7 separate regions of the Homo sapiens genome follow, and all the other regions are linked to region 1. The links are chromatin contacts, found by Hi-C in ENCODE. All regions are on one chromosome and are shown on one strand. Each heading gives the region's core, a stretch centred on a gene start or an enhancer-like site at or near the end of the contact. The rest is flanking DNA. Distances are from core to core; before and after follow the strand shown. Region 1 holds the start of VRK3 (VRK serine/threonine kinase 3). Region 2 holds the start of RPS19 (ribosomal protein S19). Region 3 holds the start of DEDD2 (death effector domain containing 2). Region 4 holds the start of GSK3A (glycogen synthase kinase 3 alpha). Region 5 holds the start of CIC (capicua transcriptional repressor). Region 6 holds the start of ZNF805 (zinc finger protein 805). Region 7 holds the start of SMG9 (SMG9 nonsense mediated mRNA decay factor).

Evidence for each region. Hi-C counts contacts between places; a loop is a spot of excess contacts on that map. Pooled maps may share reads with other maps.
Region 2: a loop to region 1 is called in a pooled map, with 17 times the contacts of the local background. The contact joins the promoter of RPS19 here to the promoter of VRK3 in region 1. A Hi-C loop is called at or near these places in 4 of 50 pooled maps.
Region 3: a pooled map shows a loop between it and region 1 (9-fold over the local background). The contact joins the promoter of DEDD2 here to the promoter of VRK3 in region 1. A Hi-C loop is called at or near these places in 2 of 50 pooled maps.
Region 4: a loop to region 1 is called in a pooled map, with 27 times the contacts of the local background. The contact joins the promoter of GSK3A here to the promoter of VRK3 in region 1. A Hi-C loop is called at or near these places in 5 of 50 pooled maps.
Region 5: a loop to region 1 is called in a pooled map, with 21 times the contacts of the local background. The contact joins the promoter of CIC here to the promoter of VRK3 in region 1. A Hi-C loop is called at or near these places in 3 of 50 pooled maps.
Region 6: a pooled map shows a loop between it and region 1 (12-fold over the local background). The contact joins the promoter of ZNF805 here to the promoter of VRK3 in region 1. A Hi-C loop is called at or near these places in 4 of 50 pooled maps.
Region 7: a loop to region 1 is called in a pooled map, with 39 times the contacts of the local background. The contact joins the promoter of SMG9 here to the promoter of VRK3 in region 1. A Hi-C loop is called at or near these places in 5 of 50 pooled maps.

What each region holds. Positions count from the first base shown.
Region 1 is chr19:50,023,428-50,026,948 of GRCh38, forward strand. VRK3 (VRK serine/threonine kinase 3) reads right to left here and starts at 1,945. Exons shown (of 15, transcript NM_016440.4): 1 at 1,840-1,945. It overlaps ZNF473 (zinc finger protein 473), which reads left to right and starts at 2,578. Exons shown (of 5, transcript NM_015428.4): 1 at 2,578-2,695. RefSeq lists enhancers at 1,251-1,752, 1,802-1,881, 2,222-2,271, 2,682-2,731.
Region 2 is chr19:41,858,479-41,861,999 of GRCh38, forward strand. It overlaps RPS19 (ribosomal protein S19), which reads left to right and starts at 1,777. Exons shown (of 6, transcript NM_001022.4): 1 at 1,777-1,811; 2 at 2,297-2,367; 3 at 2,634-2,734. The coding sequence starts at 2,297. RefSeq lists an enhancer at 1,480-2,235 and silencers at 1,789-1,918, 1,979-2,098.
Region 3 is chr19:42,215,948-42,219,468 of GRCh38, forward strand. DEDD2 (death effector domain containing 2) reads right to left here and starts at 1,730. Exons shown (of 5, transcript NM_133328.4): 1 at 1,685-1,730; 2 at 733-1,098. The coding sequence starts at 1,060. RefSeq lists silencers at 861-1,066, 1,148-1,207, 1,218-1,317 and enhancers at 2,089-2,965, 2,966-3,521.
Region 4 is chr19:42,240,968-42,244,488 of GRCh38, forward strand. It overlaps GSK3A (glycogen synthase kinase 3 alpha), which reads right to left and starts at 1,635. Exons shown (of 11, transcript NM_019884.3): 1 at 1,216-1,635. The coding sequence starts at 1,498. RefSeq lists silencers at 1,177-1,456, 1,487-1,696 and enhancers at 1,987-2,196, 2,126-2,920, 2,257-2,306, 2,921-3,521, 3,317-3,376.
Region 5 is chr19:42,267,654-42,271,174 of GRCh38, forward strand. CIC (capicua transcriptional repressor) reads left to right here and starts at 1,599. Exons shown (of 21, transcript NM_001386298.1): 1 at 1,599-1,728. RefSeq lists enhancers at 589-1,098, 3,258-3,307.
Region 6 is chr19:57,238,707-57,242,227 of GRCh38, forward strand. ZNF805 (zinc finger protein 805) reads left to right here and starts at 1,926. Exons shown (of 4, transcript NM_001023563.4): 1 at 1,926-2,215. The coding sequence starts at 2,186. RefSeq lists enhancers at 1,524-1,743, 1,764-2,033 and a silencer at 2,154-2,223.
Region 7 is chr19:43,752,960-43,756,480 of GRCh38, forward strand. SMG9 (SMG9 nonsense mediated mRNA decay factor) reads right to left here and starts at 2,003. Exons shown (of 14, transcript NM_019108.4): 1 at 1,695-2,003. RefSeq lists an enhancer at 934-1,193 and a silencer at 1,424-1,783.

The DNA of each region.
Region 1 (3,521 bases), core at 695-3,194:
CCCTCAGCCTCCCAAAGTCCTGGGATTACAGGCTCGAGCCACCGTGCCTGGCCCTGGACACCATTTTACTAATAGCATGTTTTATCCTCCTTACCTTGCTTTATTTTTCTTCACAGTGCTTGTCACTACCTGACATACTCTGACTTACTAGAATGTAAGCTTCATGATGGCGGGGACTTTTCCCTGCCTTGTTTGCCACAGTGTGCCCAGAGCCTCAAACAGGCCTGGCACAGAGCAAATGCTGGGTCTACGTCTGCTGAGTGAATAAATCATTGTCTCCTTTGCAAAAGAAAATGTGCCAAGAAGGTGGGTGGGGGGGGTCCCCAGCTGTGTCAGTACACATTCATCTCTCAGGCAAATCTAGACATCCAGCCAGAGACTCAAAGCTCAGGGCCGGAATTATCTAGCTGGATGGTCCCTAAAAAAGACGTGCCACTTAGAAGCAGATCAGTACAGGGGTTAAGAGGATAAACTTGGGAAATAATCTGCCTGGGTTTGGATCTTGCTTCTGCCATGTATTGCATGATGGACAGAGTTTTGCTATGTCACCCAGGTTGGAGAGCAGTGGCACGACCTCAGCTCACTTGCAACCTCCGCTTCCTGGGTTCAAGCGATTCTCCCTGCCTCAACCTCCCGAGTAGCTGGGATTACAGGCGCATGCCACCATGCCCGGCTAATTTTTTTATTTTTAGTAGAGATGGGGTTTCACCATGTTGGCCAGGCTGGTCTCGAACTCCTGAACCCAGGTGATCCGCCCACCTCGGTCTCCTAAAGTGCTGGGACTACAGGCGGGAGCCACCGTGCCCAGCCAAATTTTTTGGATTTTAGAACCTATTACATATTACAACACCGGCGAGATCCAGGGGCAACTCTCCATAAGTATATGATTTGCACAACAAAATCTTTAAAAATTCTAAATAGTCACACATCAGTTCAGAGTGGGTATTGCCAGCAAACAAGTTCAAAGCCAGGTGAGGTTGGCCTGCCAAGTAAGTTGCAAAACAGAGAAAAAGACCTTTCAGTTTTCAGAACGTTTTGGATTTTAAAGTTATAGATAAGGGACTGCAGACCTGTAAATATTCTTTAACATTTCTTTTTTAGTGTCTGGCATCCCCAACCACCCTGAGAATGTGAATTAGCTGGGCAGGATTTTTGTTTTAGACACTGCTATAATAACCTGGGCTTGAACAGTGCCTATTAGACTAGCACCGTTCAAACCCAGGTTATAGTAGTGTAATATCGGTTGCACGGAGCCTTCCATATAGTAAACGCTCAATAAAATTGGATGTGCTGAAGTCACCTATGCAATGGCCAGGTCAGGACTTGAAACCCTAAGACTCCAACCCTCAGGCCAGTCTTTATCTTAATTTATTTGACTTATTCAACAAATGTTTAGGGAACAGCTGCTATGCGTCAACTACTGTATAGTGTTCCTCCTAGAAAGTTCAGGAAACAGCACAGCAAAAAGGCTAAAAGTCAGACCCCACCTCAGCGCAGGTGGGGCGATTGCCTAGGCGACGACAGAGCCTCCCTTCGGCCGCACCTCCATAGAAACCACGGGATGACTTAGACGCCAAGTTTCACAGCGGAGGAGCTGTCGAACTTCCCACAAGTTCCGCCCATCTCCGCCTTAGCCATGCCCAACACGGAGCCCAAGGTGGCTTGGGAAGCTCAAGAGGAGGCCAGTGAACCCCGCGACCCGGAGCCGCTCTCATTCCGAACCCCGACAGCAGGGGCCTCCGCCTCCCACAAACGGTCGTGCTGACGTCACGGACGCCCCGGCCGAGCTGCGGCTAGGGGGTCGGGGGACGTCCCCTCGTTCGCCTCGCTTCCCCTCACCTCTGTACTTGGGGACTGGGGTGGGATTCTGGGCTTCTGCAGCCTGACCCTCGGATCCTCCGCAGTTACCCGGACTCACCTTCTCAGTTGCCCAGCGAAAACTTCCGCTGGGCGGAGAGCGCTGCGCGCGCATCCTGAATCTGAGGCGCCCGCGCAGGCGCCGCTGACTTCCTGACGGCCCCTGGGCTTCGCCTGCCTGGGAACTCCGTTTCCCAGATGCCTCCGCGGCAGGCCCGCCCTCTGATTCCAGACGGAATGGGGATTATTCCCTCATTGCTCATCCCCCTCCCCTCCGTTCTAGCCGCTTTGGAACGCCTTCTGGTTCTACTGCGCATGTGTCAGTGTCAGACCAATCGGAATGCACCGTGAGGTACCTCTCCACCAATCAGAGGTCACATTACCTAAACTTCTGCCTCAACTCCGCCCCTTACTTCCGCTTGTTTTCTCAGAAACCCGTCACAACGCGTTTCCATGGCAACCTACCGCTTGCTCTTCGGAAAAGGTTAACACTCCCTGACTTCTAGTAAAGGCAAGAAGCTAATTAGATGATTCTTTAACAAGGTAAAAATCTGGACTACAAACTGATGCCGCCTGGTCCTGATTCTCTTTCTACTCTACTCCCACAGTGCTAAGGCTGAAGAAGCAGGAGGAGATGGGAAGGCGAAAGAAGTCGCCCGCACAGCCCTCTGGGAAATAGAGTCCTGGCGCTGCCGCGGAGGATCCTGGGTGCAGCCGCTCAGAGAAGCTTCTCGCGCACAGGAAGTCGCTGCGAGGAGGCGCGTGTGCGGGGAGTTGAATCTCCCGCTCCCTTGAGGCTGGGGTTGCGTCTGTTGACGCGGCCGACTACAATCCCGAGGTACGGAGACGCTGGGGCTGAGGGACTTGCGGGCTCGGTCCTTCCTGAGAGGTGACGGAATGCAAGTGGGGGCGACTTCGGCAAAGGGTGCGTCGCCTTGGGCGGCGGTTGTCAGGGTGAAGGTGTGAACCGTCTTTCACAGTCTGTTATGAAAACCGCTCAAGGTCTGGGCACGGTAGATCACGCCTGTAATCCCAGCACTTTGGGAAGCCTTGGCGGGGGGGATCACTTACAGCCAGGAGTTCCTCGAACCCCCAGTCTCTACTAAAAATACAAAAATTAGTTGAGCGTGGTGGCGGGGGCCTGTAATCCCAGCTACTCAGGAGGCTGAGGCAGGAGAATCGCTTGAACCCAGGAGCTGGAGGTTGCAGTGAGCCGAGATCGCGCCATTGCACTCCAGCCTGGGTGACAGAGCGAGACTACATCTTAAAAAAAAAAAAAAAAAAAGAAAGGAAGAAAACCACCTTGGGAGGCTGAGGTGGGCGGATCGCTTGAGCCCAGGATTTCGAGGCTAGCCTGGGCCAGATGGTGAAGCCCTGTCTCCACAAAAGAAGAAAAAAATAGAAAAATTAGCCGGGCGTGGTGGTGCGCCCCTGTATTCCTAGCTAATTGGGAGGCCGAGGTGGGAGGATTGCTTGAACCCAGGAGGCAGAGGTTGCAGTGAGCTGAGAAAGAAAAGAAAAGAAAAGAAAACTGCTAAAGGGGTTTCCAGGCCTCCCTGATGGCCCTGAGAGGAGTGGTTCTGTTTTATTTTGGTTTTGGTTGGGGAAGGAGGGGAATGAGTTACCTGAAGTTGGCAAATTTAGGCAGAATCTTGCTGGACGAT
Region 2 (3,521 bases), core at 527-3,026, 8.2 Mb before region 1:
AACTGGTATTAGAAATTATTAAAAGTGGGGGCCAGGCACGGTGGCTCACACCTGTAATCCCAGCATTTTGGGAGGCCAACGCAGGTGGATCACCTGAGGTCAGGAGTTCGAGACCAGCCTGGCCAACGTGGTGAAAACCCGTCTCTATAAAAATACAAAAATTAGCCAGGTGTGGTGGCAGGCACCTGTAATCCCAGCTACCTGGGAGCCTGAGGCCGGAGAATCGCTTGAACCCGGGAGGTGGAGGTTGCAGTGAACCAAGATCACATCATTGCACTCCCGCCTGGGCGACAAAGCGAGACTCCAACTCAAAAAAAATTAAATAATAATTACTTAAATTATAAAAAGTGAATATAAATTACCCAAGTACCTGGAGATTTCCAGTTAGACATGCATATATTACCCACTTTGAATACATATGGAAATATGTATGTGTTGGTTCTGGAAAAACAATTGAGATAATGAAAATATTTTCTCAAGTTTTAGAAACAGTATGAGATAGGTTTCAACAACATTCTACATGAATGTAAAACCTTGATTTAAATATATGATCTTATGCTAGAAGCATGGTTGGTTTTAATTTTTCTAACAGATACGAGTCTTGGCTTATTAATAATTAACACATTTTGCAGCCACAGTATCAGTGTGGGGTAAAATTCTAATATTTGCTCTTATGTTTTAAATTCTCAGTCTTTCCAACATAAGAAAATAGCTACACACATTTCAGTGTTTCCTTTTTGCAACAAGTTAACATAATTTTATTGGACCACGTTATTTAGTTGTTGGGCCTTGTAAGGATTAAATGAGATCATGCATGTAACACTACAGTAACAGCCACATGATAAATGTCCAAATAATATTTACCTGTGCCTGGCACAGAGCAGGCACTCAAAAAATATTTTTTAGAGCATGTGACGCGCCATGAACCAGAGGAGCCACTTTAAATGGACAAACGGGGATCTCATTTTTTTTTTTTTTTTTTAATGGTGAGACAAGCCCTGAGAAGGCAAATGGACTGCCTAAAGCTACACAGGTCAGCGGGGCAGGTAAATCTAAATTGGCAAAGTAAGGGCTGAGCGAACAGACTCCGACACTAGAAGGCAGAGCTGAACTAACTTCTGCTAAGGTCCCGCCTCTGCCGCTTTGTCCCGCCCTTATCTTCTCCCCTCCTCCAGCGCCTCATTCCCTTTTCGCTCGCCCCGGCCGTGCTGAAGCAACTTCCGCCCTGAGAAGGGTGGGGCTTCCGTCTCCCGCTCTCGCGACTCCTGGCGGTGAAGGACGGAAGATGATAGCCACATTTCTTCCTCGCCCTTCCCCTAGGTTCCCTGTCACAGTTCCGCCCTTACTACTCCCACTTCCGGCCAGGGAACAGCCACTTCCACCCGGAAAAGGGGTTGTTCCGCCGTGGGGCGCCAGCTGTGGCCCACCCATCCTGCCCCGTACTTTCGCCATCATAGTATTCTCCACCACTGTTCCTTCCAGCCACGAACGACGCAAACGAAGCCAAGTTCCCCCAGCTCCGAACAGGAGCTCTCTATCCTCTCTCTATTACACTCCGGGAGAAGGAAACGCGGGAGGAAACCCAGGCCTCCACGCGCGACCCCTTGGCCCTCCCCTTTACCTCTCCACCCCTCACTAGACACCCTCCCCTCTAGGCGGGGACGAACTTTCGCCCTGAGAGAGGCGGAGCCTCAGCGTCTACCCTCGCTCTCGCGAGCTTTCGGAACTCTCGCGAGACCCTACGCCCGACTTGTGCGCCCGGGAAACCCCGTCGTTCCCTTTCCCCTGGCTGGCAGCGCGGAGGCCGCACGGTAAGCGGGGGCTCCGAGCTGGACCGGGCGCGAGGCGGCAGGGCCGGACGCCGAAGCCTCAGAGCGCGTGCCTGAGGGCCCCGAGGCGCCCGGCGCGGGCCCGTCCCGCCCCCTAGAGCCGCGGCCACGTGCGAGCGGCAGGCCCGGACATGCCCGGTCAGCGCCGTCCGGGAACCGAGCGTGGGCCCCGGGGGGCAGCGGCGGGGTGCGTGGGGCGTCCGGAGTCCCGGGGCTGGGGAGTGGGGTCGCGCAGGATCCTCACACGCAGGGGCCGGGCTCTGTTAGTGCGATCCAGAGAGGCCGTGGGCGTCGGTGAGCTCCTTCAGACCCGCAGGAGCCGGAGCCCGGCGTTGAAGGGGCCGTGGGAAGTAACGGGGGGTACCACGGTTTAGGATGCGCTGGAGCGAAAGGATTGGGGTGGGGTCCGTGCTCTTGGCAGTCGTCTCTGCCAGGCCTGTGTTCACATGCTTGACTTTCTCCCTCAGATGCCTGGAGTTACTGTAAAAGACGTGAACCAGCAGGAGTTCGTCAGAGCTCTGGCAGCCTTCCTCAAAAAGTGAGTTTGGGGACTGAGGTTCAAAACGGGTGGAGGCTGTCGCCTTGGCCTGCCCATCTGAGCCCCAGTGTTTGCCGGTCCCTGGCAGGCGAGGCTTGTTTGGGGCCTCCGTGGCTCCTTTCAGCGTGAGGCCTGGCTTGTGTTCCGGTTCCAGCCTCTCTTTGTACTCTGGGCACAGCATAGTTGTGTTGAGGGGAGGGCATTTGGGATATGGGGTAGTTTGTGGAGATGACTGAATCGTGCTTTTCCCACTGTTTTGGTCTTAGGTCCGGGAAGCTGAAAGTCCCCGAATGGGTGGATACCGTCAAGCTGGCCAAGCACAAAGAGCTTGCTCCCTACGATGAGAACTGGTTCTACACGCGAGCTGGTGAGGAACTTAGGTCTTTGGCTGGAGAGTGGGGAGCTGGGTGACCCCTGGCACAAACCATACTTCCCTGTCTCCTCTGAGCTCTTTCCCGCCCCAAGAGGGAGAGAAACCCTTGGTTGTGTCACCACTTGCTTTGTGTGATGTGACATTCGATAACTTGGTACTCCAAGTTTTTATGACATTCTAAGAGCTTTGTGAGAGGAGGACCTGTGGCTTTGAGCCTCAGGGGAAACCAGAGACAGATGAATGTTCATATTTTGCTTACAGGTGGTTTAATCCTTTCTATATACACGGAGGCAGACTCCCTGGGTTTGGATCCATCTTTTACATCTGGCTGTGTGTCCTCTGGCAAGTTGGTTAACCTGCCTGTGCACTCTCTCATCCCCAAAATGGGACTAATTATTGTACCAGTACTAGAGTATTGCAAGGATTGAATGAATTTAAAGCAGAGTGTTTAGAACGTGTCTGTTGCACAGTAGTTATTCAGGAAAAAGCCAGTTGTCTTTACTATTGCTCAGATCATCAAGTTAGCCTTCTCCATATCTCTAACAGGCTGTTTCTAACTAAATGGTTGGAGATCTGGCCAGGTCAGTCCCTGCTTTAAATCTTGACTTCTGATCTTATGGACACCCTGCAACCTCGTGCCAGCCCCGTCTCTTTTCAATCTTCCAATAATAATTTATGTACAGTCCCTGACTAGTGTTAGTTCTCACGTGTCTTAATATTTCAGTACTCACTAAATCTTCACTTTCAGGAAGATGTAACAGGGTGGGCGGTGGCAGTGCCG
Region 3 (3,521 bases), core at 480-2,979, 7.8 Mb before region 1:
CTTCATGACATAACTTCTTACCTCCCTCTCTTCCCTAGCTTGGGTCCCCTCTGCTCCTGCCACACTGGCCTCTGATGATGCCAAACTCATTCCCACCTCAGGCCTTGGATGCTCCCTGGGATTTTCTCCCCTGGGGTCTATGCATGGCTGGCAGTGCAGCCTCAGGGCAAAGCCTCCCTTCACCTTGCTGCTCTCCTGACTCTCTCTATTCCATTACTTTTAGTCTTCCTACAACAGCGTCTAAAAATAAGTTCTCTTATTATCTGATTGCCCCCACTAAACTTAAACTTCATGGAACAAACACCTTGTCAGCTCCATCATCCTGTATCCCTCCTAGGCCCAGCAAACAGGATTGTTATTATACGTGCAAACTGCTTAACTTCTCTGAACTTGTTATTTTCTTGGTTACAGTGAAGACAGTAACAGGACTTCCTTGTGAGATTACTGGGAGACTATAAGGCACTAGTTCATATGAAGGGCTGACAGCTGTGCCTGGCATGAAACAAGCCCTCCGTAAACAGTGGCCAAAATCATCATCACTGATGTGGCCAAATTCCCAAAGCCATGCTTTCTTCCTCTTATGTTGCTCATTGATATTGTGGGAAGAGAGAGTAGCAGAATGGGACATAAGCTGCCTGATATGGCACTGTCCGTATCAGGGCACCAGGGAGGCCCAGCGGGAGCCAGGCCCTTTCCTCCCAGGAAGTGTGACACCCTCCCATTCAACCGTACCTGGCCGGCGCCGCTTGCGCGCCAGGTGCGGCAGCAGGTCGTGGCGGGCCAGCACGCGCAGGAGTTGCCCCAGCAGCCGCAGGTTGCTCTCGTCGCACTGCCCGCGGCGCTCCAGCTCCAGCAGGAGCTCTAGGCCGCTGCGGGCCCGGGCTAAGCCTCCGGCGGCGCCAGGAGCCTCATCCAGCAGAAAGGCCAGGAGCTCCAGCTCGCACTCGGTCAGTTGCCCGCCCACCACCTCGAACATACGGTGAAGCGACAGCATCCCGTAGTAGTCCAGGCACTCATCCTCCTCCCAGCACGGGGCCGGGGTCGACCCGGATAGCGCCATTCCCGGGGGAGGGAGGCGGAACAAGCTCAGAACCCGGCCTAGAACCCACACAGCGGGGAGGGGGCAGTGGTCAGCGACGCGGAGGCCCGAACCCCACACCGCCAGCGCGTCTCCCCCGCCCAATCGCGCCGGGCAGGGCCGCTCCCGCACCCCCAACCGCCTCGGCCTCCCCCTCCCCCGGGAGGGAATGGTCCCGCCCGAGGTCCCCTAAGAACAGGTCGGGACGCCGGAGCCCGCTCGGCTTCTGCCCCCACCACCGTGCTACGTTCGGAGCTCGCCTCCGGACCTGACCAAACGATGCGGCCCAAACAAGCCTCGGGGCCCACCCCGGGGCTCCCTGCTGACTGCCCCTGACTCTGGGTAGGACTGCCCAGACGAGCCCCTTTTCTCCGTCCAGCGGTACCGTCTGATGAGTCCCCCGGCTCTACGCAAGTGGTACCTCCCGAAAGTGACCCTCTGCCCCCTACACAGAGGAGCGACCCAGGCAGCCCCTTTGCTCCACACAGGTGGTACCGTCCGAACCCGACCCCCTCGCCCTGCAAGGGCGGCCCCGCCCGCTCCCCAGAGCCCAGGTGGTCCTGTCTACCCGCCACCAGTCACCATTAGGCCTCTCTGGATCCTCACCAGATTCTGGCGTCCGATGACTCCTGGGCGACGGCCGCAGCCACTTGTTTTGGATCTTTCTGGCACCTTCTCTATTATTACGCCTGCGTCACCTCGCCCCTCCTCCTTCCCCCAACTCGCGCAGGTGCGACCGCCACGCCCCTTCGGCGCATGCGCAGAACGAGGCCTCCAAGCCCCGCCCTTCCTGGGCCGCTTGACCTGCCCCCAACCGAAGCATCTTGGTTCGCGAGTGCTGCGCTTGCGCAGAGCGAGAGCACGCCGCCTCTTGGGCTGTATCTGGTACCCGGTTCCAGGTCCCTACTTCCTGCCCGTGACTCAAGCCACCGGGGCCATGTAGCGCCACGTCACGAGTAGTTGTAACTACTCATCTCATAAACTACAGCCCCCTCCTGATCACGAGCTAGACGCCCACATCACCACTGCCCCTAGTTGCCCGTGGCAAAGTAACACAATCACTACTTTCCCGTCTCCCAGTAAACTCCCAGGCCTTATATGATCTGGTCCTGGGCACTCCTCCATTAGATTGTCCCTCACTTCTAGTGACAACCAGGGATCTACATCTCAACTGTGCTCTCTCGTGATCCCAAATGGAAATCCCGCCCCCCCACCACCACCCCCGCAGTCTATAAGTTCCTTCCCCTGATCAAAACCAGAATTCCCTCATCTCACGTTCAGGACGGATACCTCCTTCCAAGCGGCAACAGAACCCTCCATTCCGACTGTGTACATCTCGATGGCGTCCATCACGACCCCCATCACAGTCAGATGTCTCCACCCAGAGCCAAAACGGCCCCTCCGTAACCCCTTCCAATCTCTGCCCTCCAGGGTCGCCCAGATACCCGCTCCCTAACTTGCAACAACTAGAGAGGGTCTGTCAGGGAGTCTAGGCTGTGGTGTATGCGTGTCCCCTTACCGCGGGGCCTTGGGTGTGACGGTCGCCACGCCCCCCACTTAGGTGACTCAAGGTCAGGACCTGCATGTACTTGAGACAAGTCCCCTCCCTGGACCTCTTCCCACCCCCGCAATTAACTCCTCTTGGGAGTCGGGAGATCTGGGTCCTGCCTAGCACTGGCCCAGTACTGGCTCTGCCTGAGCTGTAGCAGTGAATTCAAAAGAATCGGCTGCGCGCGGTAGCTCACGTCTGTAATCCCAGCACTTTGAGAAGCCGAGGTGGGCGGATCACACGAGGCCAGGAGTTCGAGACCAGCCTGGCCAACATGATGAAACCCTGTCTGTTCTTAGCCGGATGTGGTGGCACGCGCCTGAAATCCCAACTACTTGGGAGGCTGAGACAAGAGAATCTCTTGAACCAGGGAGCAGTAAGCAGAGATAGTGCCACTGCACTCCAGCCTGGGCCACAGGGCGAGACTTTGTCTCAAGAAACAAACAAACGCCAGGTGCGGTGGCTCACGCCTGCATTCCCAGCACTTTGGGAGGCCGAGGCGGGCGGATCACCTGAGGTCGGGAGTTCGAGACCAGTCTGACCAACATGGAGAAACCCCATCTCTACTAAAAATACAAAATTAGCCGGGCGTGCTGACGCATGCCTGTAATCCCAGCTACTCGGGAGGCTGACGCAGGAGAATCGCTTGAACCCTGGAGGCGGAGGTTGCCGTGAGCCGAGATTGCGCCATTGCACTCCAGTCCGGGCAACAATAGCAAAACTCTGTCTCAAACAAACAAACAAGACCGGACGCGGTGGTTCACGCCTGTAATCCCAGCACTTTGGGAGGCCGAGACGGGTGGATCACCTGAGATCAGGAGTTCGAGAGCAGCCTGACCAATATGGCAAAACCCCGTCTCTACTAAAAAATACAAACATTAGCCGGGCGTGGTG
Region 4 (3,521 bases), core at 385-2,884, 7.8 Mb before region 1:
CTTTGAGTAACTGATGAACCAAATCCATTTTTTTGTTTTTTTTTTTGAGACACAGTTTCGCTCTCGTTGCCCAGCTGGAGTGCAGTGGCACGATCTCGACTCACTGCAACCTCCGCCTGCTGGGTTCAAGCGATTCTCCTGCCTCAGCCTCCCGAGAAGCTGGGATTACAGGCGCCCGCCACCACGCCCAGCTAATTTTTTATATTTTTAGTAGAGACAGGGTTCCACCAGTTGGCCAGGCTGGTCTCGAACTCCTGACCGCAGGTGATCCGCCCACCTCAGCCTCCCAAAGTGCTGGGATTACAGGCGTGAGCCACCGCGCCCGGCCACCAAATCCATTTTGAGGGGCCAGTGACAAGTTCTTTCAGAGGGAGATAACCCTACATCACTTTTTTTTTTCAGAGCCAATGACACCATACCTTAGAACAATTATTAAAAAAGTATAACCTTAGATCCATATTCTGTAGGAAACTGTGACCTACCCTGCTCCATTCCATTTTTGTTAAAGGAGACACACCAAGCCATGTATTTTAAAACATGGACTATGGACTTGGTTTGAAGGATATGCTGACTCCCAATGTCTTTATATCTAAAAGGCAGTAACTATTAATTCTCACCATTGGCAGTACAGCTCAACAAGATTTAGGGTGGGTAATGATGCCAGGTCTTGGTTTTAATAGGGAAGATGATCTGAGTACCAGGTTTGGAAAGCCTGGCCCTATTCTTTGGGGACAAAACACAGTAACCTCAAAGCCCTGCTTCTAAGTGATATTCGCTCCAAATCCCCATCTTCTGAAGGACAGGGAATGCAGATCCCTCTTTTTCGGGGTTGGTCTTATTCTTGTTCTCTTAGGAGACAATAACCCTAGATCCCCATTTGCAAGCGACTGTGACCTCTGATCCAATATTATAATGAATAGCAACATCAGATACCTGTTCTTAAGGCTCAAGGACCCAAGACCTCAATAATGGAAGAACAGAGACTTGTAACCCGTTTCTTTAAGTGTTAGTAATTCTGATCCACGAGTAATTCTGATCTCCAAGAGATGGTAACCCCAAGACTCCTTTTCCTGGGAGGAAGAGGGCTCGGATCCCCGGTATGGGGAGGCACAGTGACCTCGAGCTCCTATCTAAGCACATGAAAGAATCTGATGGATGTCTGAGGAGCTTTGGGAACCCTAATCACCACCCTACACGGGCGCCACTAGTACTCACGGCCCAGCTTCACCCCGGGCGGCGGGAAGCTAGTGCCTGCGCCGGGGCCTCCGCTGCCTCCTCCGCCGCTGCCGCCGGGTCCACCCCCGGAGCTCGAGGCCCCGACGCCCCCACCCATGGCCCCGACAGATGCCTTTCCGCCGCCGGTGCCGCCTGGGCCGGAGGCCGAGCCTCCGGGGCCGCCGCCGCCTCCTCCGCCTCCGCCGCCGGGCTCCGCGAACGAGCTAGTCCGCGCCCTGCCCGAGCCCCCAGGGCCGCCTCCCGAAGGCCCGCCGCCGCTCATGGCGCCGAGCACAGGCCCAGGCTGCGGGGCTCGGGCTGCCCGGGCTGCCCCAGCCGCCGCCGCTGCCGCCGCCTCCCCCGGGCCCTGGCCTCTTCCAGGCCGCGCCGCTCTGGCTTGGGCTCCGGCTCCGGCCCAGCGCCCGCCGCGGGGCACGCCGGGAGATGCAGTCCGGCTGTCGTCCGCGCCGCCGTCACCGCCCTCGGCCCGCACAGAGAGCCGCGTGGCACGCCGGGAAATGAAGTCCACAAAAGCCTCAGAGTAGACCGCGGGAATGATGGGCGGGAATGACGGGTCACGCTGTACGTCGGGAAATGGAGTCCAGGGTAATCTGTCAGCCGACTGTACGACGGGGAGCCCTGAAGCACTTTAGGAAGCAGAGAGCCTGATGCACGCTGGGAAACGGAGTCCACTCACTCAGTCTATTAGCTGTGTATGCCTCCCAGAGCTCGGTGCGCTCTGGGAAATTGAGTCGGCCCGCGTGAACCTGCGGGTCTCGGGCCGTGAGGCAAGCCGGGAAATGGAGTCGTCGCCACGCCCTCACCGCATTGCAGGTGTAAAGCGATTTTTAAAGCACGCCGGGAAATGGAGTCTCAGGTGGTTTTTAAGCCCCAGGTGGATACTGCAGTTCCGGAGATGGGCGAGGAAATGGAGTAGGTTTACGCGCTCCTCTTTCCAGGTACGCTGGGCCGCAGTCCCTGCCGGGAAGTGTAGTCAGCACCAAGGCCTCAGTGCAGTTGCCACAGCGAGCCCTGGTGTGTTCTGGGAAATGGAGTTCGACGTATCCTCCCCATTGACTGAGGGGGCGGGATCGCCCATGAGCTCCAAGCATGCTGGGGAATAGTCCAGACCTGACCCTCTGTGAGGCCAGTCTGCGGAGGCTTGCCGGGAAGCGAAGTCCAATGGCCACCATCAGGGGCGTGTGAACGAAAGGTTAGAGACTGCGGCAGTTCCCTGGAGAGACTTAAAAGTGTTTCAGCGCCTCCTTCCTCGCCCCCAGGTCCTTCTTTAAGAAAGAGCCGAGGTCGATCAAGGACTGCTGGAAAATGGATCCAAGCACCTTTAAGTTCCAGGTGACCATAGATCAGGAAAGAAAAAATGTCCCCTCTCTAACCGCAACTCTGCAAAGATTCGGGAAACAAAGTTCCCGGCGGTTTCTCAGAACACTAACTAGTCTTCGGATACAGTCTAGCTTTTCCTAGCAATGTGGTTCGCACCAGGAAGCTGAATGGAGCATTAAAAAGACGGAAATGTCATTTCTGGGCCTGGCGCTGTGGCTCAGGCTGGGCGCCAGTAGCTCACGCCTGTAATCCTAGCACTTTGGGAGGCCGAGGCTGGCGGATCATCCGAGGTCAGGAGTTCGAGACCAGCCTGGCCAACATAGCGAAACCCCCGTCTCTACTAAAAGTACAAAAATTAGCCGGGTGTGGTGGCGGGCGCCTGTAATACCAGCTACTCAGGAGGCTGAAGCAGGAGAATCGCTTGAACCCGGGAGGCATAGGTTGCAGTGAGCCGAGATCGCGCCACTGCACTCCAGTCTGGGCGAAAAGAGTGAGACTCCGTCTCAAAAAAAAAAAAATCCTGTCTTGAACCACCATTCAGTTTTCAGTTTTTGGTTTGTTTTGAGACAGGGTCTCGCTCTGCCGCCCAGGCTGGCGGGCAGTGGCGCAATCACAGGTCACTGCAGCCTCTAACTCCCAGGCTCAAGCAATCCCCCCACCTAAGCCTCCCATGTAGGTGGGACTACAGGCGTGCACCATCACGCCCAGCTAATTTGGTTTGGTTTGTTTTTTGGGGTGGTGGGGGGTAGCGGGGTGGGCTTCGCCATGTTGCCCAGGCTGGTCTCCAATTCCTGGGCTCAAGCGATTCTACCTCAGCCTCCAACGTGCTGGTATTTCAGGCTTGAGCCACGGCACCGGGCCTCCCACTCTTGTGTTTTGCATCCTCCGCTTCCTAAATTACAAGATCCCGGAAAGCCAAAAATAAGGAAGCCAGCTGCCTCAGGTTTTGTGTACTCAGTGAGTCG
Region 5 (3,521 bases), core at 349-2,848, 7.8 Mb before region 1:
TATGAACTAGCTCTATGCCCTAGCACATTCTTTCACACGTAGTTTGAGTGTTTCATGGACAGTATGACTTGCAATAGACTGGATGCAGTTTCCTCACAAGTGGTGTGAATTCCAGTGTGGAATCTGAACCTGTCACAGGCAAAAGAAAGCCTCCCTGCGGCCAGCGTACCCATATTGCTTCCCATTAGCCTCGGACCAGGGCGAATACAAAGTGGAGGGCATAGATGCATTGCAGACAGGTTCACCATCTGGTTGTAAACCCGTATCTGGGCAGCAGGCATCTACTACAAACAGGGCATCTCCCTGTCCTCCTCCACTCCAGTGTGATACCCTCCTACCCCTGGGATCTTTAAAAATCTGCCTCTGTCAGGGGCGTACACCCACAAAGTGTAGCTCTCCACGTAATGCAGTGCGAAGCCCCAAGAAGCGCTGCATTTCGTCATCTCGGCCCCCTGCCCCAATGCCTAGTGGGCTGTCAAACTGCGCTGTCCTAAATGTCAAACTCTTGGAGGAGGTGACCTGTCCCCCGGGCCCCAGGCCGCGCGCGTTGCCTATACTGCAGCGCGCGACACCCCACAAGCGCGCGTTCTCTCCCCTCCCGGTGGCAACAGGGCTTTCCGCGGGGCCGCGCCAGACTTTTCGAGACCGTCAATTGGTCGTAGTCCCGGCCACCCGGCAGCCAATCAACAAGGGGAAAGGTGACATCACTGGTTCTCCTCCCCTCCCCCAATCCAAACTTCCCTACTCCGTCTACCGGCAGCAACAACCACGTGGGGGAGGGGTAAGAGAGTAGAACCGGTGAGGTCATTGCACCGCCCCGGCCGCTGCTGATTGGCTGCGGGGCTCGCGGGTGGCGGTTGGCTGCTCCTTGCACCTCCCCCTCGTGCCGCTACCGCTGCCACTGAGAGGAGCCACCGGCGACGCCAGAGCCAGGAATACGGGTGAGTCGGGGCCCTGGGTCTAAGATACTCCTGGCGTCCAGTGAGACTCACGACGAACTGCCCTTTTCGACTTTTTCTCCTCGCCGGGTTTCTTTGGTGCTCCAAGCACTCTGTCACATGGGAGTTGTAGTCTGCCTTGTACTGTCGGCTATGGGCCGAAGACGTGAGAAGACTACGGTTCCCAGCAGGAACTGCGACTAGCCGGTCAACAAACGTTCGGGCCACGCCTTCTACCTCCGTTCATTGGACAACCCGTCCCTTAGCCCCTCCTCCTTTCATTTCATTGGCTACTGTCCCTCACAGAGGCTGGGTTCCGGCCTAGGCTGCATGGCGACTGGGTACTGTATTTGTCATTTGGAACTAAGACGGCCTGCAATTGGACACGACTGGTGTCCTTCACTTGTTGTAGGGTAGGGCCCTAGGCAGATCAGGCAGTCGTAGGCTCAGGTTGGTGTCGGTCCCGGAGGGAGGCCGGTCTTGGACTTTGGCCCCGCCCCCTAGCGCTGCCCGATGGGCCCAATTGGTCGCCGCGAGCGTCGCTCGTCGTCGAGAGGCGGAGCCGACCAGTCTGCGGATATCTATTGGTCTAGGCTGGCGCCGGTCAGTGGGGTTGTGATCGCTGATTGGCTGGCTGCTCCAGCTGTTGCAGGTCCATTCACCATTTTGTGTGTTGGAGTAAAAAAAAAAGGGAGAATCGAGAGGGAGAGCCGGAGGGGGGGCGGGGAGGGACCGGACCGGACCGAGCCGGGGCCACGGCCCCCCGCCCCGAAACCCCGCCGAGCCCAAGGTGAGGGGCGGGGCCAGGGCTGACACAGGAAAGGGGGGTCCGGGGGGCTGGGGGCCGAGAGGGGACAGGTGGCAGGGACGGGGAGGGGGTACAGGGGGAAAGGGGTGGGCGGAATGGTGGGAAGGGAGGAGGGAGTGGAGGAAGTGGTGGGGGTTTGACAGAAAAAGGGTAACTGGGGGAGGGGGTGGTGGGCAAAGAAGGGTAACAGGAATGGAGGGGTGACAGGACTAGATCAGGGTGACAGGGAGAGGGAGGGGACAGAGTTGGAGAGTGTGACAAGGAGAGGTGATGGGGAGAGAAGGTGACAGGTCCGGAGATGGCTGACAGGACAGTGACTGGGAGGAATAGGTGACAGAGATAAATGGGGGTGACAAGGAGGGGGTGACAGGAGGGGGCCTAGGGCATTTTAACCGAGAGGTAGAGATAGAGGTAGTGACAGGATGAGAGAGAGAGTGTCAGAGAAGCTGGTGCCAGGAGGGCTAATGGGAACAGAGGGTATGAGACCCCAAAGAGCCAGGGCCTGGGCTGGCCTGGGCTCCGGGAGTTACTACTCAGATCTGAGGAAGGTGAGGGCCCCCGGGGCTTGGGTGGGAGTTATTCAGACAGGGTGGACAGGAAGAGAGTAGGCCCTAGGGGAAAGAAAGCAGCTCTGGGGCGAAGAGAGGCTGGGCCAGGCAGCAAGGTCTAGGGGTCCAGGCGGCATAGTTGTAGGCCCTGGGTGGGGTATGCAAAGGTTTGTGCTTGGAAAAAACTGGAGCCAGATCTCAGTCCCCAACATGGTAGTCTAGTGGGTCAGCGGGTATTAGGTGGTGATGGCTGCCCAACTTCTGGGCATTTGGGTGCCAGCCCCGGGACGCCCTCCAGGCTCTGCCTGTGAGGACCCCAGGATTGGCCCAAGAAAGGGCAGGCCTGGGACTCCAGGGTCCACAGGAGGAGCAGGCCCCTAGTGAGAGAGCATGAGGTCAAGGGTCCCCCAGTAGCTGGAAGACTGAGTCGGGGTTGCCTCTCATTGTGTTTGGCTTATGGTTCTGGGTCCCCCAACCCTCCTAGAGGCCTCTGTTTTGGCCTCTCAGGTTCTCTTAGTCACTTCAGAGTAAAGTTTTTTCCCCTTTTCTTTTCTCAGGGCAGCTCGAAAGGGGGCGGGCAGTAATGACTGTTCAGGAAGTGGGTGAGGTTGGCCTGTTGGGCTTGTCCTGCTTTCTTTGACCTTATCCCACCTATCCCCACTTGGAGTTGGAGGGCATATTTGGGGGCCTGCGGGGGGCTAGCCGACTCAGCCACCCTGCCAGAGCCAGCCCAGCCAGGGCGGGGATGCATGCAGGCAAGAAGAGGGGGGCTGGGCTTGCGGGTATCACGCTGGGTGCTGTGGGGGGAGGAGCAGGCTCCCATCCAGTGGGACAGAGAAACCCTGGGGTGTAGCTCTGTGTCCCACTGTGTGATGACGTGTGCGTGCTTCTGTGCGTGTGTGTGTGTTTGTGCGCGTGCGTGTGCTCATGCACGGCCCCGTGGCAGTGCTGGGTATGAGCTCTTGCCCCAGACATGCCCCTGCCTGCTCCCTGCCAGGATCTGGGGAGATGGCTGTACCTGGCAGCCCTAGGGTGCAGAGCAGAGTGGGCAGCCGTCCCTCGGGACTCTCAGCTGCCCACTTCTTCCCACAGTGCCTGGCCATGCCAGGCTGCCCAGAGGGGCAGAGGGAGGGTGGGGGGGTGGAGAAAGGCTCATATCACAGCCCAGTCACCACCCTTTTTGTGACTTGGTACTTGTGCATGTGTGTGTGTGTCTGAGTGCATGTA
Region 6 (3,521 bases), core at 676-3,175, 7.2 Mb after region 1:
TTGCCAAAAACTTCCAGATTTTTATGTCCAGGCACAACTTCTCTCCCAATATTCAGTCAGAGATTGAACTGCTGTGACACAGACACTCTGTGGTCATACAGACATTTCAAACTGATCATGCTTAAAGTTGGAGTCATGAGCTCACCCAGTCCAAGACTCCCCACGTTAAGGAATGTCAAATCTACTCTACCAGGGCTCTCAGCCAATACCTAAAGCAAAAGTTGCTGGACCATGTGAAGACCAAGCTTGGCCAAAGAAGGCCCAAGAGAGACAATGCATTTGCAACATGTCCCAGCTGGACAGGGTCTTGCTCTATTGCCCAGACTGGAGTGCAGTGGTGCAATTACAGGTCATTGCAGCCTCGACCTCCTGGGCTCAAGAGATCCTCCCATCTCAGCCTCCTGAGTAACTGGAATTACAGGGGTGTGCCACAATGCTCAGCTAATTAAAAATTTTTTTTGAGTAGGCTGGATGCTGTGGCTCATGCCTGTAATCCCAGCACTTTGGGAGGCCAAGGTGAGTGGATCACTTGAGCACAGGAGTTCAAGACCAGCCTGGGCAGCATGGTGAAACTGACTACAAAAACTACAAAACAAAACAAAAAAACCCTCAATTTGCTGGGCGTGGTGGTGCGTGCCTGCAGTCCCAGCTACTTGGGTGGCTGAGGTGGGAGGATCACTTGAACCCTGGAGTTTGAGGCTGCAGTGAGCTGTGATCGCGCCACTGCACTATGGCCTGAGCAACAGAGCGAGACCCTGTCTCAAAAAATATATATATAAATATATATATAAATATATATGTGCATATATATACGTATATATACATATGTATATATACGTATATATGTATATATGTATATATAAATATATGTATATATAAGTAGAGAGAGAGAGAGAGAGAGAGACGGAGTCTCACTCTGTCGCCCAGGCTGGAGTGCAGTGGCGCGATCTCGGCTCACTGCAAGTTCCGCCTCCCGGGTTCACATCATTCTCCTGCCTCAGCCTCCCGAGTAGCTGGGACTACAGGCGCCAGCCACCACGCCCGGCTAATTTTTTGCATTTTTAGTAAAGACGGGGTTTCATCGTGTTAGCCAGGATGGTCTCGATCTCCTGATCTCGTGATCTACCCGCCTCGGCCTCCCAAAGTGCTGGGATTACAGGCGTGAGCCACCGCGCTCTATTTTTTTTCTTTTCTTTTTCTTTTTTTTTTTTTTTTGGTACCAATGAGGTCTCGCTCTGTCGCCCAGACTGTTCTCAAACTCCTGTCCTCAAGCGATCCTCCTGCCACAGACTTCTGGGACCACAGGTGTGCGCCAGCACACTCAGCTTATTTTAAAAAAATTTTTTTTTTTTTTGGTAGTCTCCCTATGTTGCTCAAGCTGGTCTTGAGCTCCTGGGCTCAAGCGATCCGCCCCCCTTGGCCTCCCAATGCGCTGGGATCCCAGGCCTGAGGCATCGCGCCGCCCGACGTCCCCCTTTGGTTACTCTGACTGCCCGCTGATCTGTATAAGAGGATCCGGAGGGGAAATAATGCAAGGTGGAAGTCAGAGTCCGGAGCCTGGTCCAGGGTCTCTGCACTGGCCCTGACCCTGGCAAATGTCCCTGACTCCTGGGGCTCGATTTCCTCCGGCCAAGAATGGACGGTCTCGCGCTTGGTCCCTGGCCTCCGAGTTGTGCCCCCAGGACAGAGGCAGGTCTGAGCCGGGCTGTAGGCCCGCTGCGACTTTTACACCGAGGCCTGCCGGCTCAGGATCTGTCCCCTTTGCAGGTGGTTTGTAGAGAAAAACTACATTAACTACAAGGCATTGCCAGGTGCGACGGCGGGCCCTGGGGCCAATGATGGTCCAGGACAGGGGCGTTTCCTGTGGGTTGCGAAGCTTGGGGCGGGACTTCCGGCATTTGGATGGGACGTAATTTGGGAGCGACGGTTCCGTCCACGCCGGCTCTAGGGAGGGGGCGGTGTTCCGTGGCCGCCTCCCTGGCGGCGCTGGGGAAATGAGCAGGTAGGAGGCCGACAGCGACCTCCGCGTCTCGGAGCGAACCGTGAGCCTCCCCGTAACGAGAGAGTTTGACTGTCAGCCAAGGTCACCGGGCCCGGCGCAGGGAAGGGGTGGGGCTCGGCTGAGCCCGCGAGACCCGCCCTGCTCGCCGCAGCCCCCGCCCCGCTAGGGCCACAGGGTCCCGGTATGGCGATGGCTTTGACGGACCCGGCGCAGGTGAGTGGACAAGGTTTCGGCCTTGCTGCTTTTCTGCTAGTTCGGGGAAGCCTCCTGGGCAGGCCGGAAGCCAAGACAGCCACAGGATTCCTCTTTGTAGTTTTGTTTGTTTACGAAACGTGGAGCAGGCTCGTCACTTAGTTTATCTCCTGTCGTGGTAGTACCTGAGAGACTGAATATTGAAGCGGACAGTAGGCAGACTATACATCGATTATAGGGCTGTGACGTACAATTTTTTTGTAGCAACCTGCCCAGGAAACCAGCCTCCTGTTCTGCAATAAACTACTCTGGAAGCCAGTCTGCCTTAAGTTAGTCTTGCAAGGAGCTAGATTACTCTCTGGTGACATTTCAGGAGGCTAAACGGTAACTCCTGGAACAGTAGGCCCCAAATAGGACTTGATTTGTAACTGACTGTTCTAATTTTTGCCTCCGCCTCCAAAAGAGGACCAAGCAGAGAAAGCCATACGTGCTCAGCCTAACCAATCACATACGATGCCCCACTTCTAGTTAGCCCTTCTGCAGCTTTCCACTGCTAAAGTGTCAGGCCTCTGAAAGCTGCTTAATAATTGCTTGAAGGATGGATGAAGTTCCACTCCAGGGACTCCCGTCACACACATCATCCGAACTCAGCCTTGGCCTGCAAGTCCCTACCCGGTCCACTATGGCTGACCACCTCTGTCCTTGTTTCCTTCCTTTCCTCCCTGGCTCAGCGCTTCAGACACAGGTCCACTATGGCTGACCACCTCTGTCCTTGTTTCCTTCCTTTCCTCCCTGGCTCAGCCCTTCAGACATATCAATCTGATCACGCAGAGTTCTTTCCTACCCCTCAGCCTTCACCTTTACAGTTCATTCAGCCTCAGACACTATCCTCAGATCTCTGCAAGACCCTTTCACATCTTGTTGGCTCTGCTCAAATGTCACTTCTTTAAAGCGGCCTTTCATGGCAGTTCAGACTAAAGTAGTCCCCTTCTCACCTGCCCTTGGTCTAGCGTTTTTGTATAGAGAATCTGGCAAAGTTTTAGACACCTACTGAGTTGAGGTCTTAAAGGATTTTGTGGGGACAAAGAGCATAAATAATAACACAAGAACTGTAACGGTTGGCCTTCATTGAGTCCTTGATGTGAACTGAGAAATGGGCATTATTTATCATCTCATTTAATCCTGATCTCCTTAAAGTGACATTCTATTATAAACACTGCTGTACACAAGAGGAGGTCAAGACTCCGACCTGTTTAGTTACCTGCTGAAAGTCACATAGCACTTAAGTAACAAACTCATATTTAGCGTGTGGACCACCAGAGCCTTT
Region 7 (3,521 bases), core at 753-3,252, 6.3 Mb before region 1:
GCTTGGAAGTATCTGTTAAATCCCTCCATGAATCCTCCCCTGCCCCACCTCATAATGACATAAACAGGTCCCTCCGAGACTCTCCAGAATGGAAGGGTCTGTTTACAAGATGCAGTCATAATTTTGCTAGCCAGACAAGTGGCTTGTCTAGCTCCTCTCCTACTGTGCTACATGACCTCTCCCAGAGCCACAAGCCAGGCTGAAGACTGCTTTCCTAGACAGAGGAGGACAAGGGCCTGTTTACAGCTGCTTAGGGAAAATGACTCATTCCATACCGAAATGACTGCTTAGTCTGGGATGGAGATTCTCCCCAGAATCTGAGACTCCTCCCTCACTTGCAATTAAGTGTCTTTACACATTATTCTGAAATCTACCCAGTGCTTAAGTACTTGTCTTCATGCCTCAATTGGGATACTGCCCAGCCCTGAGGTTTCTGTTTACTGGCCTATGAGGATGCCCTTTCCTGTGCAAAGTAAGCGCCCCTGTGTGAATGCTTTTCTTTTTTTTTTTTTTTTTTTTTTGAGACGGTCTTGCTCTGTTGCCCAGGCTGGAGTGCAGTGGCACGATCTCAGCTGGCTGCGGCCTCTGCCTCCCGGGTTCAGGCAATTCTCCTGCCTCAGCCTCCCAAGTAGGTGGGATTACAGGTGCATACCACCAGGCCGGGCTAAGTTTTGCATTTTCAGTAGAGACGGGGTTTCGCCATGTTGGCCAGGCTGGTATCGAACTCCTGGCCTCAAGTGATTCGCCAGCCTCGGTCTCCCAAAGTGATCGGATTCCCCGGGTAAGCCACCGCACCTGGCCTCCCTGTGCCCTTTATTCTGGGAGCTTCCACAGTATCTGAATGTGGGGAGTTCCTTGGAACTTAAAAGCCCACCTAAACCAGGTGTGGAGGATACAGTGAGCCGAGATCGTGCCACTGCACTCCAGCCTGGGCGACAGAGCGAGACTCTTGTCTCAAAGAAAAAAAAAAAAAACCCCACCCACATGCAAGCTGGGGACTTCCAATGCTGTTTCCGGGCTCCTTTGGGGATTACCCCCAAACTTAGGAAAGCTGGTCTATTTAAGTGTCTGCTGATGGACTTCTAGGGTGACTTCCCGAAAATTAACAAATCGAATTTACATATTTTTGGGGAGTGTCTCCTCAGTATTTAGGCATCGCTTCACACACTCCCTTCGGGGATCTCCCAGAACCTCACTATTTGCAAATATTTGGGGAGACTCTCCCGATTCCTGAGTATGTAAGCCCACTTCGTGGGGCACTCCCCAGCCCAGAACTGTAGTCGATTTGCACATTTTCCTAAGGACTCCCTAGGATTTAAACTTCTCTCTACGGGGTTCTAGAAGGGAGCCTCCCCCGGATTTAGGCATTGCTTTACAAAGCTTCCCTCGGGGAACCCAACTCAAGTTTCTCGTTACACGTTATTGGGGCGGCCTCCCCAGTACTTGACGGGCAGTTTGCAGGCTGTACTTGGATCTCGCAGAGCATAAGTTTCTCATTTACACGTTATTTCCGTCCCCCGCCCCCATTCCTGCCAACCCAGTATCGAATTGACGGTCGCCGGCCCCCTACTCAGTGCCGCACCCCCGCCGGACGTCCCAGCGACCTTTCAATGGCCAAGGCGGGGGCGGGGCCTGCCGGAGCGCCCCGCCCGCCGCCGGTGCGCTAGCCTCGCGCGGGCTCGCGGCCCCCTTACCTAACGCGGCTGCTGATTGGTTCTCGGGGCGCGGTGTGCGCTCTCCCGTGACGGGAGTCGGGTGGGGGCGGGGAGGCTGACCCAAGCCACCCGCCTGCAAATGGCGTCTGGGGGCCAGGAACGTGGGAAGGAGAGAAAATGGGCACTCCCCACTCCGAAACCGGCCTCGGCGTCCGGGTTGCAGCCCCTAAGGAAAGCTGGGCCGAAGGAAGAAGAGGAGGAGGATGTAACGCGGGCCCGAGCTGAGATCAGTTCCCTCAGGCGACTCGTCCTGCGCATGCGCTGAGGGCTGGAGCTCGAGAACTGAATGCGCTCGCCGGGCTGAGCGTGCGTGGATGGAGGCGGTCGGCTTCAGCACGCATGCGGGTTCCGGAGCGGGAGGCGGGAGGACGCCGCGGCTCTGACTCAATGCGCGTGCGCGCGGTTGGGGGGTTGAGGGTGGGGAGATGAGTAGGGAAATGGATACGCCGAGGAGCCGGCAGGAGGGAGAGCGGCCCGGATCTGGGGTTCGAGTTGTGCCTCTTCGGTGATGTTGGCGGGATGCAGTGGGGTGGGACGACAGGGAGGAATTTCACTGTTCTGGGCTGAGTGCCAAGAACACATGAATGAATCAGACTTGGCGTGCGCCCTGGAAGACACCCCGGCCTGTGGAGAGACTGCCAGGGCCTCAAATCACTTAGGAAAGGGCGCGGGTCCGGTTGGACCTTGAAGGACAGGCAGGCGAGGGTACTCCAGGGAACAGCTAAGCAAAGGCGGCGAAGACCCCGGGGGAAGAGGTCTAGACTGGCTTGGATTCAGGGTCCACCTGGGTGGGAGGTGAGGCAGCAGAATGGGCAGGTCAGACCCTGAAGGGTCTCCAGTGTCAGTTTTATCCTTAAGGCCTGGGAGATGCAGAATAGTCTGAGACAGAACTATGTTTAAAACCCTCGAAGGCCGCGTTGGAGAAGGGAATCCGCTCCAGGGTCGAAAATTTAAACACACGTGGGCGGAGTCTTGCGCGCGCCAAAGAGGAACATTGGGCGACGGGCGCGGCCTGGAGAGCGCATGCGCATTCGGAAGGGTCGGCAGTTCCCCAGTGGGCAGAGTGGGTGGATGGGAAGGTTCTAGCTTTTTATTTGAAATTTTATTTATTTTTATTTTATTTATTTATTTAGAGACGGAGTCTCGCCCTGTCACCCAGGCTGGCGTGCAGTGGCGAGATCTCGGATCACTGCCGTCTCCACCTCCTGAAATTCAAGCGATTCTCCTGCCTCAGCCTCCCAAATAGCTGGGATTACAGGCGTCCACCACGCCTGGCTAATTTTTTGTATTTTTAGTAGAGACTGGGTTTTGCCATGTTGGCCAGGCTGGTCTCGAACTCCTGACCTCAAGTGATCCGCCCGCCTCGGCCTCCTAAAGTGCTAGGATGACAGGCGTGAGCCACCGTGGCTGGTCTAAAAAAAAGTTTTTTAAAATTATATTTGAACAGGTATTACATGTACATACACAATTCAAACCTCTCTGGCTGTATACAATAAAAGTAAGTTTCCACCTCTGGTTCCCATTTTCCTTTCCTAAAGCACTGGTTCCCGGTTTCCTTCTGGAGCTGCTGTTATAATAAAGCATTGGAGTTAAGAGCATGTGTTGAGTTCATATAAATAGCGGCTGAGCTTGACCAAGTGACTTAATACTCTCTACTTCTACGTCCCTGTTTGTGAATTGGGTGTGGTATAACCTTACTTACAACATTGCCGCCAGCATTAAATGGGTGAGAGTGCATAGAACAGTGCCTGTTGCCTAATGGTACTGTGTGTTGTCTCTGTGTATTATTTTGTGGTCTACCATGCT